2 separate regions of the Homo sapiens genome follow, and region 1 is linked to region 2. Evidence: read pairs that join two places in POLR2A ChIA-PET (ENCODE). Cell type or tissue: MCF 10A. All regions are shown on one strand. Each heading gives the region's core, and the rest is flanking DNA. Links, peaks and the distances in the headings are about the cores only. Region 1 overlaps BLVRB (biliverdin reductase B). Region 2 overlaps SPTBN4 (spectrin beta, non-erythrocytic 4).

Region 1 (8,309 bases), core at 1,263-5,262, 88 kb after region 2:
TAAACTTGCGATTTCAGAATGGTTCACTTTTTTTTTTTTTTTTTGAGACTTTCTGTCACCCAGGCTGGAGTGCAGTGGTGCAACCATGGCTCACTGCAGCCTCAGTCTGGGTTCAAGTGATCCTCCCCACTGCAGCCTCCCAAGCGGCTGGGACTACAGGCATGCACCACCACACCTGGCTAATTTTTTGATATTTTTGTAGAGACAAGGTCTTACTTTTGTTCGCAGATTGGAATGGTCTGCTGTTAATTTTAGTTTTGTTTTTTTCTCCCATGTCTTTTTTTCTTTGAGATGAAGTCTGACTCCATTGCCCAGGCTGGAGTGCAGTGGCGTGGTATCAGCTCACTGCAACCGCCACTCCACCTCCCGGGTTCATGGTGCCTGGGACCAAGATCGTGGCCCACAGTGATTCTCCTGCCCCAGCCTCCTGAGTAGCTGGGATTACCGGCGCCTGCCACCATGCCCTGCTAATTTTTGTATTTTTGGTAGAGACAAGGTTTTGCCATGTTGGCCAGGCTGATGTTGAACTCCTGGCCTCAAGCAGTCCTCCCACCTCAGCCTTCCAAAGTGCTGAGATTACAGGTATAAGCCACCACGTCCAGACTCTCCCATGTCTTAAAAACCAATTTAACTGGTTAAGTTTTGCTTCCATGAAAAAGACAAACCTGTAAAATTGATTTAATTTGCTTTCTTTTTTCTCATTTTTTTTTGTTTAGATTGTTTTCTAAATATTAAAGTCTTAGGTGTGCCAGGATTTTTTTTTTCATTAAAAAAAAAACAAACATAGAGACAAGGTCTCGCTCTGTCACCCAGGCTGGAGTGCAGTGGCCTGATCATAGCTCATTGTACCCTTGAACCCCTGGGCTCAAGGAATCCCCTCACTTTAGCCCCTCAAATAGCTGGGGCAACAGGTATGAGCCATTGAGTCCAGCTTAACTTTTTATCTGGAAATGATCTTAAACTTACAGAAAAATTGAAAGGACACCAGTACACCTACCGTCCTCTGTTCACAGACACACAATGTTTTTTTTCTGACCCATTTGAAGTTAGCTTACATACATCATGGCTGCTTACTTCAATGTGTAGGTCCTCAATATACTTTTTAACTTTTTATTATAAAAATTTTTAAACAGAAAAGTTAATAGTCGTGTGAACAACCATATTCCTTTTCTTTTTTTATTTTTAAGTTTGTAGCTATCTATCTATTTATTTATTTATTTTGAGACCGGGTTATAAGGCTGGCTAATTTTTGTATTTTTGGTAGAGATAGAGTTTCGCCATGTTGCCCAGGCTGGTCCCGAACTCCCGGACTCAAGCGATCCACCAGCCTCAGCCTCCCAAAGTGCTGGGATTACACCTGAGCCACTGCACCTGGCCAACAGCCATATTCCTGATTTTAAAATTGTGATTGTGTTTTGTAATTGGTTTATCTATGCACATACACATACACAAATAGATTTTGTTTTTGTTCTCCTAAACTATTTGGGTTTTTTGTTTGTTTGTTTTTATTTGAGACAGAGTCTCATTCTGTCACCCAGGCCGGAATACAGTGGCGTGATCTTGGCTCACTGCAACATCCACCTCCTGGGTTCAAGGGATTCTCCTGCCTCAGCCTCCTGAGTAGCTGGGATTACAGGTGCCTGCCACCACATCTGGTTAATTTTGTGTGTGTGTATTTTTAGTATAGATGGGGTTTCACCATATTGGGCAGGCTGGTCTGACCTCAAGTGATCTGGCCTCCCAAAGTGCTGGATTACAGGCATGAGCCACTGCGCCCAGACTTCCTAAACTATTTGAAATGGAGTTGCACACCCACAGACACCTTCGGCAAGTCCCAAGAAAAAGGACTTTTCTCTTCCAGCACCACAGTGCTATTGTCACACTTTAATTATCTTCCAGCCTCTAATTATTAGAGTTTAATCTTCCCTCCATATTCAAATGTCAAGGTAAAAGATTAGAAAGATTTTTGTCATCTAAGGAGCTTGGAGTTTATCCATTAGGGCTTGGGGAGGATTGTTTTTTATGGAGGCATCTGAGAGGATTAGAAAGAAACCCAGAGTAAGGCCAGGCACAGTGGCTCACGCCTGTAATCCTAGCACTTTGAGAGGCCAAGGTGGGCGGATTGCTTGCGTCCAGGAGTGCAGGACCAGTCTGGGCAACACAGCAAAACTCCATCTCTACAAAAAAAAAATACAAAAAATTAGCTGGGTGTGGTGGTACACACCTGTGGTCCCCAATACTTGGGAAGCTTAGGTAGGAGGATCCTTTGAGCCTAGAAGGCAGAGGTTGCAGTGAGCCGTGATGGCACCACTGCACTCCAGCCTTGGCTGCAGAGCAAGACCCTGTCTCAAAACACAACAAAACAGCCGGGTGCTGTGGCTCACGCCTGTAATCCCAGCACTTTGGGAGGCCAAGGTGGGTGGATCACGAGGTCAGGAGATTGAGACCATCCTGGCTAACACAGTGAAACACCGTCTCTACTAAAAATACAAAAAATTAGCCAGGCGTGGCGGCGGGTGCCTATAGTCCCAGCTACTCGGGAGGCTGAGGCAGGAGAATGGCGTAAACCCGGGAGGAGGAGCTTGCAGTGAGCTGAGATCGTGCCACTGCACTCCAGCCTGGGTGACAGAGCGAGACTGCCTCAAAAAAAAAAAGAAAAAAGAAACTAGGGGTAAGTTAGAGACTGGATTTGAGATTGTGAACTGGAGACTGGAGGCTGCAGACAAAAACCCACTTCACACTCTGCACCGCAGTTTTCTCATCTGTAAAGAGGAAATCCTAGACCAGGCGCAGTGGCTCACGCTGTAATCCCAGCACTTTAGGAGGCTAAGGCAGGTGGATCGCTTGAGGTCAGGAGTTCGAGACCAGCCTGGCCAACATGGTGAAACCCCGTCTCTACCAAAAATACAAAAACTAGCCAGGTGTGGTGGCACACGCCTGTAATCCCAGCTACTCAGGAGGCTTAGGCAGGAGAATCACTTGAAACTTGTAGGTGGAGGTTGCAGTGAGAATGATGTCATCATAGCTCGCTACCGCCTCCAACTCCTAGGCTCAAGGGATCCTCCTGAGTAGCTGAGACCACAGGCATGTGCCACCATGCCCATCTAATTTTTAAAATTTTTTTGTTGCGACAGAGTCTGGCTTTGTTGCCCAGGCTGGTCTCTGTGACACACCTTTTTATAACCACTAACATTACTCAAACTATTTATTTATTTCTTTTTGTTGAGACAAGGTCTTGCTCTGTTGTCCAGGCTGGAGTGCAGCGGTGCAATCACAGCTCACTGCAGCCTCGAACTCCTGAGCTCAAGCGATCCTCTCGCCTCAGCCTTCTAAGCAGCTAAGACCACAGGTCCCCACGCCTGGCTAATTTTTTAATTTTCTGTAGAGACAGGTCTCACCATCGTACCCAGGTGAGTCTAGAACTGCTGGGCTCAACTGATCCTCCTACCTCAGCCTCCCAAAGTGCTGGGATTACAGGTGTGAGCCACTCTGCCCAGCCTTTGAACAATTTATATCATCCCAGTTTGCACATGAGGAAACAAGAAGCTGGCCAGTGGTCGATCCAGTACTTGACTTTAGGCAAAACCCAAGCTCTTTAACTATTCACCAAACTGCTCCTAAAAATATTTAGCATAGTTCTTGGCTTGAGGTAAAAGTTCTATAAATGTCAGCTGGTGTAGCTTGGCCAAGTTATAGCTTGTTGAAAGCTAATTCCTGAACAAATATTTAGTAAGTACCTACAATGTTCCAGATGCTTCTAAGGGCTGGGATTGGAGCAGGAAATGTGATAGAGTCACAGGATAACTCTAGCGTGTGGTGGCAGGGGAAGGGTCCTAGGGAGAAAACAAGGCCCCAAGAAAAGGGATTGGTAAACTGGGCTGGGGGAGACAGGATTTTGCAATTTTAAACAGGACAGTCAAGAAAAGCTGCATGGAAAGGTGACCTTTGAGCAAAGTCTGCAAAGAAAACAGGGAGCCATGTGGCTACGAGAGGGAAATGGCAAAGGGTCCTGGGTCACACCTGTAATCGCAGCATTTTAGGAGGTCGAGATGGAAGGATCGCTTAAGCCCGGGAGTTCAAAACTAGCCTGGGCAACTTGGTAAGACCTCCATCGCTACAAAAAAAATGTTTTTTTCTTTTTCTTTTGAGACGGAGTCTTGCTCTGTCACCCAGGCTGGAGTGCAATGGCACGATCTCGGCTCACTGCAACCTCTGCCTCCCAGGTTCAAGGGATTCTCCTGCCTCAGCTTCCTGAGAATAGCTGGGATTACAGGCATGCACCACGACACCTGGCTAATTTTTGTGTTTTTTTTGTTTTGTTTTGTTTTGTTCTGCTTTGTTTTTGAGATGGAGTCTTGCTCTGTCTCCCAAGCTGGAGTGCCGTGGCGCGATCTCAGCTCACTGCAACCTCCGCCTCAAGGGTTCCAGCAATTCTCCAGCTTCAGCCTCCTGAGTAGCTAGGACTACAGGCATGCACCACCATGCCCAGCTAACTTTTGTATTTTTACTAGAGATGGGGTTTCACCATGTTGGCCAGGCTGGTCTCGAACTCCTAACCTCAGGCGATCTGGCCTCCTCAGTCTCCCAAAGTGCTGGGATTACAGGGGTTAGCCACCAGACCCGGCCTAAAAAAATTTTTTAAATTAGCCAGGCTTGGCCGGTATCATGCCATTGCACTGCAGCCTGGGTGGCAAGAGGGAAGGAAACTCTGTCTCAAAAAAAAAAAAAAATAGTGGGGTTTGGTGGCTCACCCCTGTGGTCCCAGCTCCTCAGGAGGCTAAGGCAGGAGGATCACTTCAGCCCAGAAAGTCAAGGCTGCAGTGAGCCGTGTTCACGCCACTGTCCTCCAGCCTGGACAACAGAATGAGACCCTGTCTCAGAGAAAATAAAAAAGAGAGGGAAATGCATCAGGGGCAGAGGAATCAGACATTGCCAAGGCTGGGAGGCAGAACCTGGCTGGAGCAGAGGCGTGTAAGAGAGAGTGGTAGGCAGAGTAGGCAAGGACGTCAGAGGGCTGATGGGGCCATATCAGGTGGGGCCTTGAGGGCTGGCCATGGGGACTTTGCTTCTACCCTGAGTGAGATGGAGCTATGGATGTGAACTGATAGGGGTGTTCACGGGCTCCTTGGGAGGAGGGAAGGAGGGGCTGAGAGACCAGGGAGTAGGCTGCTGGGCTGGTCCAGGCAAGAGGTAACAGTGGACAGGACCAGGCGGAGTGAGAAGAGGTCAGATTTGGAATTATTGTGATCAGCAGACAGCTCTTACCTGGGGTGTGAGGGAAAGAGGAGCCCCAGAGGACTCCCCTGTTTTTGCAACTGGAAAGCAATGGTCAGCCATGGCAGGGTTTTGTCCTGGCATCAAGACAAGCGAGCCCTTGGCTGGGCACAATGGCTCATGCCTGTAATTCCAGCACTTTGGGAGGTGGAGGAGGGTGGATCACCTGAGGTCAGGAGTTTGAGACCAGCCTGGCCAACATGGCAAAACCCTGTCTGTACTAAAAATACAAAAATTAGTCAGGCCTGGTGGTGTGCACCTGTAATCCCAGCTACTGGGGAGGCTGAGGCAGGAGAATTGCTTGAACCCGGGAGGCAGAGGTTGCAGTGAGCCGAGATTGCGCCACTGCACTCAGCCTGGGTGACAAAGCGACACTCTGTCTCAAAAAAAAAAAAAAAAAGACAAGAGAGCCCAGGCTGATCCTGCCCTGTGTTCCCTCCAGCTTTCCTGCTCTGGGACCCTACCAAGGTGCCCCCACGACTGCAGGCTGTGACTGATGACCACATCCGGATGCACAAGGTGCTGCGGGAATCAGGCCTGAAGTACGTGGCTGTGATGCCGCCACACATAGGTAAGCAGGGCAGGGACCTGGTGGCACCAATGCCATCTGCCTGTTCCCTCCTGCCCTCTGGGGAGATCTGCAAGGCCTTCCCTGACCACCCTAAAATTGCAAACCTTCCTATGATATTGTGACATATATATTTGGCCTTTGTCCCTGTTTCCTGGCATACAACTCCTAAAATCCTTGGAATCTCCAAAATGGTAAATGTCTTTTTCTATGCTAATGAGTTCACTGAGAGCTGGCAGCCCCTAGGCAGCTTCAGGTCTGGTCACCAGAAAGACTAAGGCTGGATTACAGGGTTGGGACTTTCACCTCTGGGGAGTGGTGAGGGATTGAAGGTTGAGGGGATTACCACTGGCTAATGGTTTAATCCATTATGTCTATGGATTCTGGGGCTTCAGCCTCCTGAGTAGCTGGGATTACAGGCCTGCATCACCATGCCCCGCCATGGCTTACATTTCTAGTATGGGAGATAGAGATTAGATAGATAGATAGATAGATAGATAGATAGATAGATAGATAGATAGATACATAGGCCAGGCATGGTGGTTCACACCTGTAATCTCATCACTTTGGGAAGCCAAGACGGGAGGATTTCTTCAGCCCAGGAGTTTGAGACCAGCCTGGGCAACATAGACTTATCTCTACAAAAAAAAAAAAAAATTAGCTGGGCGTCGTGGCACACACCTGTGGTCCCAGCTACTGGGAGGCGGGAGGATGGCTTGAGCCCAGGAGATCAAGGCTGCAATAAACTGTTGCCCAGGCTGCTGTACTCCAGCCTGGGTAATAGAGTGAGACCCTGTCTAAAAAAAAAAAGAAAAAGACAAGAAAAGATAGATATTAATGGCCGGGTGCGGTGGCTCACGCCTGTAATCCCAGCACTTTGAGAGGCCGAGGCGGGCAGATCACAAGGTCAGGAGATCGAGACCATCCTGGCTAACATGGTGAAACCCCATTCTCCTGCCCAGCCTCCCGAGTAGCTGGGACTACAGGCGCCCGCCACCACACCTGGCTAATTTTTTGTATTTTTTAATACAGACGGGGTTTCACAGTGTTAGCCAGGATGGTCTCAATCTCCTGACCTTGTGATCCGCCCGCCTCGGCCTCCCAAAGTGCTGGGATTACAGGCGTGAGCCACTGCGCCTGGCTTTTTTTTTTTTTTTTTTTTTTTTTTTGAGACAGAGTCTTGCTCTGCCGCCAGGCTGGAGTACAGTGGTGCGATCTTGGCTCACTGCAACCTTTTGCCTCCTGGGTTCAAGTGATTCTCCTGCCTCAGCCCCCCGAATAGCTGGGACTACAGGCGCGTGCCACCACGCCCAGCTAATTTTTGTATTTTTAGTAGAGACGGGGTTTCACCATATTGGCCAAGATGGTCTCGATCTCTTGACCTCGTGATCTGCCCACCTTGGCCTCCCAAAGTGCTGGGATTACAGGCGTGAGCCACCACGCCCAGCCAAGTGTGTGAAAACTTCCACACCTCCCGATTTGAAAGCATTAAAGGTTTATGAATACACATAAGCCCTTTGTTTAGGTTCAATGCTTAGCATTTTATCCTGTTGTCTCTCCCTCTCTCCTCCTCTCTCTCTCTCCATGAATATATAGTTAGATTTTGCTGAATATATTGTGAAAACATATATGCATATGTATATTTGGCTTAATCATTTGAGAGGAATTGCAACATTGTCGCACTTAACTCCTAAATACCTAGACAGCCATCTCCTAAAAGAAAGATATTTGCACACAAAACATGCTCACACCTAAGGAAAGTGACATTTACTCTGTCATATCATTTAGTATCCACTCCGTAGTAAAATTTCCCCAACTGTCAGGCCAGCGTGGTGGCTCACATCTGTAATCCCAGCACTTTGGGAGGCTGAGGCGGGTGGATCTCTTGAGGTCAGGAGTTCAAAACCAGCCTGGCCAACGTGGTGAGACCCCGTCTCTACTAAAAATACAAAAATTAGCCAGGTGTGGTGGCGGACACCTGTAATCCCAGATACTCGGGAGGCTGAGGCACAAGAATTGCTTGAACCTGGGAGGTGGAGGTTGCAGTGAGCCAAGATTGCACCACTGTACTCCAGCCTGGGTGACAGAGCAAGACTCTATCCAAAAAAGAAAAAAAAAAATTCAACCCACTCTGCCCTTTTTCTTTAAGTTTCTCATAACATTAACCAGGCCAGGTGACTTTAAAGGCCCACATTCTGGATTTTTCTAGCTGTTTTGTCACAGATTCAGATTAAACATGTTGGGCAGGAATGCCACATGGGTGAAGGTGTGTGTTCCTTTTTTTTTTTTGAGACAGGGTCTCCCTCTGTAGCCCAGGCTGGAGCGCAATGGCACAATCTTGGCTCACTGCAACCTCCGCCTTCTGGGCTCAAGTGATTCTCCTGCCCAAGTAGCTGGGACTACAGGCATAAGCCACCACACTCAGCGAATTTTTGCATTTTTTGTAGAGATGTGGTTTTGCCATGTT
Region 2 (8,309 bases), core at 1,560-5,559:
AATAATAATAATAAAAATTTTTTTAAGAAAAAAAAGAAATACTGGCACAGATGCACAAAGTTGTAGTATCACAGCAGAGTTTATAATGGGAAAAAACTGGAAGCAACCTCAATGCCCATCAAGAGAGAAATGGTTAAGTCAGGTGCAGCAGCTCATGCCTGTAATCCCAGCTACTTAGGAGGTTGAGGTGGGAGAAATGCTTGAGCCCAGGAGTTTGAGACCAGCCTGGGCAACACAGCTAGACCCCCTCTCTTAAAAAAAAATAAAAAATAAAAAAGAGTAAAATGGTTAAACAAATCCAGACCAGTATGGAAAAATAGCCAAGTGTTACTGTTAAGAAGAAAAAGCATGCTGGGTGCGGTGGCTCACGCCTGTAATCCTAGCACTCTGGGAGGCCAAGGCGCGTGGATCACCTGAAGTCAGGAGTTTGAGACCTGCCTGGCCAACATGGTGAAACCCCATCTCTACTAAAAACACAAAAAATTAGCCAGGCGTGATGGCAGACACCTGTAATCCCAGCTACTCGGGAGCCTGAGGCAGGAGAATCACTTGAACCCGGGAGGCAGAGGTTGCAGTGAGCCGAGATCATGCCACTGCACTCCAGCCCGGGCAACAAAAGCAAAACTCCATCTCAAAAAAAAAAAAAAAAAAAAAAAAGCCGGGCACAATGGCTCATGCCTGTAATCCCAGCACTTTGGAAGGCTGAGGCGGGCGGATCACGAGGTCAAGAGATAGACACCATGCTGGCCAACATGGTGAAACCCAGTCTCTACTAAAAATACAAAAAATTAGCCGGGCATTGTGGCAGGCGCCTGTTATCCCAGCTACTTGGGAGGCTGAGGCAGGAGAATTGCTTGAACCCGGGAGGCGGAGGTTGCAGTGAGCTGAGATCGCGCCATTGCGCTCCGGCTTTGGCAAAAAGAGCGAAACTCAGTCTCAACAACAAACAAACAAAAAAAAAAAAAAAAAAGAGGAAGAAGAAGAAGCAATTTAGAACCTACCTATGAATATAAATTTATAGTGGATTGCACATGCATAAAAATTCCCTGGAGTAAACAAGAAGTTCATAACAGATGGTACTTACTGGGGGAGGGGATGAGAACTTAATGAATGGGGAACAGGGATGAAGGCGATAATTTTCCCATGGGATTTCCCTAGAGGTTTTGATGTCTTCACCATGAAAATTTATTTATTCAAAAATTGAAATTAAACATGAAAAGCAAATAATATAAAAACATTAAACATCCATATAGGTACACTTGTAAATGCACAGAAAGAGGTCTAGATGGATGCACACCAAATAACTGAGGCTCTCTTTGGGATGTGGGATTGGGAGGCAGATAGGAGTGAGACTTTATGTTTTACTGAAGACTGCTCGGTTAGTAAAATTTTTTCCCAAAAGAATATATTCATATATTACCCTTGTAATTCTAAACAGATGGAGGAAAGCTAGAGAAGAAAACAAAATAACAATTAAAAAATTAAGTGGTAGCAGATTACCACAAATGACTGCAAAACAAAACCCCAAACTCAAGAACCAAGCCAAGACTTCTTGATTCAAAGTTCTGTAGTGCAGAGTTGTTGGTTTTGCCTGCCCAAAATCCATCCTCTCCTTCCAAATACATCAAAACTCACTCTCAGGTCCTGAGCTTCCTGAAGGGCAAATGAAACCTAGAGAGTCATGGGTAATCACATGACCCAAGTGGGGCCAAGCAGAACACTGAAAACACCCTGGTCATAAAGATTGGGTCAGATATGAGCACGTAACCTTAGATGGGCCAATGAAAACTCTTCCCACTTTTTCTTTTTTGGTAGAGGTGGGGTCTCGCTGTGTTGGCCAGGCGGGTCTCCAACTCCTGGCCTCAAGCAATCCTCCCATCTTGGCCTCCTAAAGTGTGGGATTACAGGTGTGAGCCACTGTGCCCGGCCACTCTCCCCATTTTCGCCAGGAAAATGTGTGTGCACAGAAGAGATGCTCTCTTTCCCATGGGCTTCCTAAGTTGGGAGGAGGTAGGCCGGGCATCCTGGGGTCATCCTGCCAACATCAGGGACTCCCTGACCATGAGGCCAACACAGAAGAAAGCGGTGCTCAGAAATGAAGACAAGGAGATTTGTGAAGACGTAATTTGAGTTACTGATCACTCCACCCCTCAGACCCCGAGCCAGCACCTTCATAAATTGAAGACATAATTTGTGAATTATGAAGACATAATTAGCTGAGATCGCGCCACTGCACTCCAGCCTGGGCAACAGAGTGAGACTCTGTCTCAAAAAACAAAAAAACAAAAACAAAAAAAAAAGGAAAGAAAGAAAGGATGGGGTCCCTTGCCTTGAGTCCCAATAAGGCAAGGACTGGGACTGTATAGTCCCTGAATGTGCACTCCTCTCCTAGGCCATGCTGAGCTGGATACAAAAACATGGGACAGAGAAGCAGAACAGGGGGGAGGAGGGTGTTTCCTTGGCCAGAGAAAGAGCTTTGCTTAGGGTGGGGGTGGGCCTGGAAAAAGTGTGGGGTCCCCAGGGACAGAGCCTGGCAGCTGCAAAGCCTCTAGTGCATTTTCTCATCTGGCAGGAGACCAGTCCCCCATCTCTCCAAGCAGGAGCCTGTGGCTGAGGCCGACCAGCTGGCCAGGTCCCTGAGGGCTGGGGAGCCAGGACTTGAGACTCCACCATCTGGCTTCTTGGCCAGGAAGCACAGCTTGGCAACAGGCCCCGAGAGAGGATTCTGGGTCACGTGGCCAGGACCTGGGAGGTGGGGTCCCAGAGAGCCTGCTGCAGCAGCGGGTGTGGTACGGGATGAGGGAGAGGACACAAGGAGGACATGAGGAACACGGGAAGGAGGCAGAGACAGAGAAGTCAAATAAAAAGAGACAGAGAGACTGGGGTGGTGGCTCATGCCTGTAATCCCAGAACTTTGGGAGGCCAAGGTAGGCAGATCACCTGAGGTCAGGAGTTCAAGACCAACCTGGCCAACATGGTGAAACCCCATCTCTACTAAAAATACAAAAATTAGCCGGGCGTGGTGGCTCACGCCTGTAATCACAACTACTTGGGAGGCTGAGGCAGGAGAATCGCTGGAATCCGGGAGGCGGAGGTTGCAGCGAGCTGAGACTGTGCCATTGCACTCCAGCCTGGGTGACAGAGTGAGATTCCGTCTCAAAAAGAAAAAATAAAAATAAAAAAATACAAAAATTAGCCAGGCATGGTGGCGGGTGCCTGTAATCCCAGCTACTGGGGAGGCTGGGGAATCGCTTGAACCTGGGAGGCGGAGATTGCAGTGAGCCAAGATCGCGCCACTGCACTCCAGCCTGGGTGACAGAGTAAGATTCTGTCTCAAAATAAATAAAGAGACAGAGAGAAGGGAGTGAGAGAGTAGGACAGAGAGGGACACAAAGGGAAGAGAGAGACACAGAGATGGCGACGGGAGGACAGGAGAGAGGCTGAGGGGGACAGATCGCTCACACACTGCACACCACTACACCCCTCAGACCCCGAGCCAGTACCTCCCTCAGCCCAGCCTGGCCCCAGTGCCCTAAGGGTGGATGGGACAGCCAGGAAACGTGCCAGGCTGGATGGCAGCCAACCCCTCTCCTGTGTATGCCCCAGGGGACAGCAGGGCCTTGGCAGGTCCCTTCCCCAGTAGCAGCTCCTGAGGGGCAGCTGGGCTCCGTCTGGGTGCCCTGGCCCACACAGTCACTTCCTGCCTCGGGCTCCCTCTGCTGGGAAAAGGGCCCAGGAGTCTCGTGCTGGAGCCTGCCTCTGGCACCCATCACTGTGTGACCCCAGGGCCACTCCCTTGTCTCCTCTGGGCTTCAGCCCCTCCCTTGAACAATGGGGACCCCCATCTCATGGTTTGCTGGGCTTGGTTGAGACTGAACCCCCTACAGGGAGGGAAGAGCTAACTCTGTACTCTGGCTAAAGCAGGAGGCCCCAACTCCTTCCTCTAAAACCTAAATAGTACAAAAGAAGGTCAAAGATGGTCAAGCTCGCCAGTAGCATTGGAAAAAAATACAAATACACACACTGCAGTGAGATACCACTTCCCAGCCATCGGACTGAGAAAGATCTAAAATGTCTGACAAAACCAAGTGTTGGCAAGGACGAGAGGAAACAGGAGCTCATGTGTACTGCTGGGGAGAGAGTGAGCAGCCACAGAAGGACCTGGGCAGGCAATTTGGCAAAAGCAAGTGAGCTAAAGATGGTTCTAACTTTTAACACTATATAAATATTTCATTTACCACCTCCAAATTACTTTTCTTTTTTTTTTTTTTTTTTTTTTTTTTGAGATGGGGGTCTCACTCTGTCGACCAGATTGGAGTGCAGTGACACGATCACAGCTCACTGCAGCTTCAACCTCCTGGGCTCAAGTGATCCTCCCACTTCAGCCTTCTGAGTAGCTGGGAACACAGGCATGTGAATCTCGCTATGTTGCCCAGGCTGGTCTGGAACACCTGGGCTCAAGCGATCCTCCTGCCTTGGCCTCACAAAGTGCTGGGATTACAGGCATGAGCCACTGTGCCCAATCATCCATGTTGCTTTTTTAAAATGTGTTTTGGGGCCAGGTGCAGTGGCTCACGCGAATAATCCCAGCACTTTGAGGGGCTAAGGCAGGAGGACTGTTTGAGCCCAGGAGTTTGTGACCAGCCTGGGTAACATAGTGAGACCCCATCTATCAAAAAATAAAAATAAATTAAAATTAAAAAGCAGCATGGAGAGGGGTAAATGCCCCAAATGGAATATGAACAAAAACAAATGAAGTAACCGTGTATCACATAAGTAACAACCAAAGGGAAGGTGAAACAACTAGCTTTTGAAAACAGTAGAGTGATGGTGATATGCTCTCAGTTTTATGACAGTTAAAATTAAAGACTGGCCAGGCACGGTGGTTCATGCCTATTATCCCAGCACTTTGGGAGGCCGAGGCGGGCGGATCACTTGAGGTCAGGAGTTTGGGACCAGCCTGGACAACATGGCGAAACCCCATCTCTACTAAAAATACAAAAATTAGCCGGGTATGGTGGCGGGTGCCTATAGTCCCAGCTACTCGGGAGGCTGAGGCAGGAGAATCACTTGAACCCAGGAGGCAGAGGGTTGCAGTGAGCCGAGATTGTGCCACTGCGCTCCAGCCTGGGTGACAAGAACAAAACTTGGTCTAAAAAAAAAAAAATTAAAGACCTGTGAATAAATACTGAATCTTAGATTTGTTGGGTCAGCAGTTCTGAAACCACTTAATGCATTATGTCTTTTCACCTTCACAATGTCCTTATGAGGTCAGAAATATCATTATGCCCATTTTACTGAAGAAGAAAATGAGGCACAGCCAGGCGCGGTGGCTCATGCCTGTAATCCCAGCACTTTGGGAGGCGGAGGTGGGTGGATCACTTGAGGTCAGGAGTTTGAGACCAGCCTGGCCAACATGGTGAAACCCCGTCTCTACTAAAAATACAAAAATTAGCCAGGCGTGGTGGCAGGTGCCTGTAATCCCAGCTACTCAGGAGGACGCTGAGGCAGGAGAATCACTTGAAGCCAGGAGGCGGAGGTTGCAGTGAGCCGAGGTCCTGCCACTGCACTCCAGCCTGGGCAACAGAGTGAGACTCCCTCTTAAAAAAAGAAAAAGAAACTGAAGCATGGAGAGAAAAGTAACCTCCTTGGGCTATCCAGGTGATAAGGCACAGAGCCAGGGCTTGACCCAGGCAGCCCAGCGCCAGCATCCATGCCCTTCACTGAGATGCTCTGCTGCTTCCCACACTCCTGCTATCCACCAGGGGGTGAGCATTGAGGTCCTTCCCATTGCAAGGAGAAGGCATCCAAGGCTCAGAGGGAGAGACGAAGGCAGCAAGTGGGAGAGCTGTGACTCAGAACCAGACCTGCTGGAGTCCCAAGTCTGTGCCTTCAGCCACTGCAAAACACTGCTGGGGAAGAATTAGTAATCACTGCAAGATAATTATGAATCCTAGCAATAGGCTGGGGCAGTGGCTCACGCCTGTGATCCCAGCACTTTGGGAGGCCGAGGTGGATGGATGCTTCAGCCCGGGATCTTGAGACCCATAGTCCAAGCTTCTTCACCCTGCCCTGTGCAGGACTGACCTGCATGGACCAGCCCTCCTGTCCTCTGGCTTCCATGTGGGTTGGCCTCAAACATGGCTTATACTTTTCAGTGCAAAATGAAAACACAAGGTCCCTTGTTCAAATATTTATTAAGAATTTTATCCAGGGGCAGTGCTTCACCCCTGTAATCCCAGCACTTTGGGAGACTAACGTAGGAGGATCACTTGAGGCCAGGAGTTTGAGACCAGCCTGGGCAACACAGTGAGGCCCCCGTCTCTATAAAATACTACAAAAATTATCTGGGCGTGGTGGCACACGCTTGTAGTCCCAGCTACTCAGGAGGCTGAGGTGACAGGTTCACTTGAGTCCAGGAGTTCAAGGCTGCAGTGAGCCATGATCACGCCATTGCACTTCAGCCTGGGTGACAGAGGTAGAAACTGCCTCAAAAACAAAAAAATTCAAGACATCAATAGTAGGGCATTAAACCAAGCATGGAGCCCTGTGTCACTGCACGGGCAAACACCCATGAAGCCAGCCCTGGCTGACAAAGGGAAGCCCAGAGGAAAGTGAGTCTGGGGTATTATCTCCCCAGCTCTTCCCTGCTATGGTGCCATGGTCTGGCTGCCGTTCTTTCTTTCTTTCTCTTTTTTTTTTTTTTTGAGACAGAGTCTCACTCTGTCACCCAGGCTGGAGTGCAGTGAGGTGCAATCTTGCCTCACTGCAACCTCCGCCTCTCAAGTTCAAGCGATTCTCATGCCCCAGCCTCCCGAGTAGCTGGGATTACAGGCATGTGCCACCACGTTCGGCTAATTTTTGTATTTTTAGTAGAGACGGGGTTTTGCCATGTTGCCCAGGTTGGTCTTGAATTCCTGATCTCAAGTGAACCACCCGCCTTGGCCTCCCAAAGTGCTGGGATTACAGGCGTGAGCCACTGCGTCTGGCCATGGCTGCCGTTCTTGACTAAGAGTGCCAGCTCCTGTCTGGCAACTCTCCCCTTCCAAGTTCCAATAACTTTTCCTTCTCTACCTTCTCTGGCTAGGGAGGAGCAAAAGCTCCCCTCCATGAGTCCCACAGCCCTATATGCTTCCTGCAGCTTCCCCGTTCTCCACTCACACCTTTGTCAAGAAACTCAAGTTTTCTGCAGGTGAGCCTGCTTCTGTTTCTGGCTGGGACCCTGACAGTCAGATGCCCCTTTCTTGCAGGCTTACCACATCCTGGGCACTGTGCTAAGTGGCTCCTTTCTGTGCACATCCCCACCTGGCCCTGGGAGACCTGCACTGATGATAGAGTCCTATTTAAGAGGGAGGACAGAGGCTCAGGGAGGGACTAAAGGTGGTATTGAATAGCCACTTGGTAGCCATGTGACCTCTGTGAGCCACAGATCCTTTCTGTGCTGTGGTTTTCTGCTGGGTGGGGATAATAACAGGACCTCCCTCATGGGGCTGTTGGGGAGGAGAGAGGAGTTAACAGTGCCCAGCACATTGTGTACATCAGCAGTTCTCAAACTGTGGCCAAGGAACCCCTGGGGGATCCCTGAGATCTTTTCAAGGCATCTGCAAGGTTACAACTATTTTTATAAAAATACTAAGATGTTATTTGCCTTCACCATTCTCATTCTCTCTCCAGCATGCAGCAGTGTTTTTCAGAGACCTGATGACCTGTGCTAGTGAAATGGATTGAATACAGACACGGATGGGAGAAGCTAGCTCTCTTCTATTCTAGACATGAAAGAGAACTACAGTCTGGATGCCATGGCTCATGCCTGTAATCCCAGCACTTTGGGAGGCCAAGGCAGGCCGATCACCTGAGGCCACGAGTTCGAGACCAGCCTGGGCAACATGCTGAAACCCCATCTCTACTAAAAATACAAAAATTAGCCAGGCTTGGTGGCACAGGCCTGTAATCCCAGCTACTCCAGAGACTGAGGCAGGAGAACTGCTTGAACCCAGGAGGCAGAGGCTGCAGTGAGCTGAGATCAAGCCACTGCACTCCAGCCTAGGTGGCAGAGCCAGACTCCGTTTTAGTTTTTTTTTTTAGTTCAATAAATAGAGATAAAGACTGGCCAACATAGTGAGATTCTGTTTCTTAAAAAAAAAATCAATCAGGCATGGTGGTGTGGGTCCGTAGTCCCAGCTACTTGCGGGACTGAGGGAGGAGCATCACTTGAGCCCCAGAGGTTGAGGCTGCAGTGAGCCGTGATTGCACCACTGCAGTCCAGCCTGCTAACAGAGCGAGATCCTGGCTCAAATAACTAAATAAAA

What was found. Peaks named below come from ENCODE experiments on the same cell type or tissue, not always from the same donor. Only the 100,000 strongest peaks of a DNase experiment are listed, where the experiment ranks them.
Region 1: POLR2A ChIA-PET joins it to region 2 with 5 read pairs; 6 of 35 experiments call an interaction of 5 or more read pairs at or near these places.

Annotation. Positions count from the first base shown.
Region 1 is chr19:40,448,900-40,457,208 of GRCh38, reverse strand. BLVRB (biliverdin reductase B) reads left to right here. Exons shown (of 5, transcript NM_000713.3): 4 at 5,717-5,845. Among named protein-coding and RNA genes, the nearest start is that of SERTAD3-AS1, 8.5 kb to the right of the region's middle. In MCF 10A, for the core only: no CTCF peak of the experiment used is centred there; a DNase peak (open chromatin) is centred at 3,078.
Region 2 is chr19:40,536,789-40,545,097 of GRCh38, reverse strand. All of the region lies in intron 20 of SPTBN4 (spectrin beta, non-erythrocytic 4), which reads right to left. Among named protein-coding and RNA genes, the nearest start is that of SHKBP1, 36 kb to the left of the region's middle. In MCF 10A, for the core only: a CTCF peak has its summit at 3,721 (motif pointing left); a DNase peak (open chromatin) is centred at 3,707.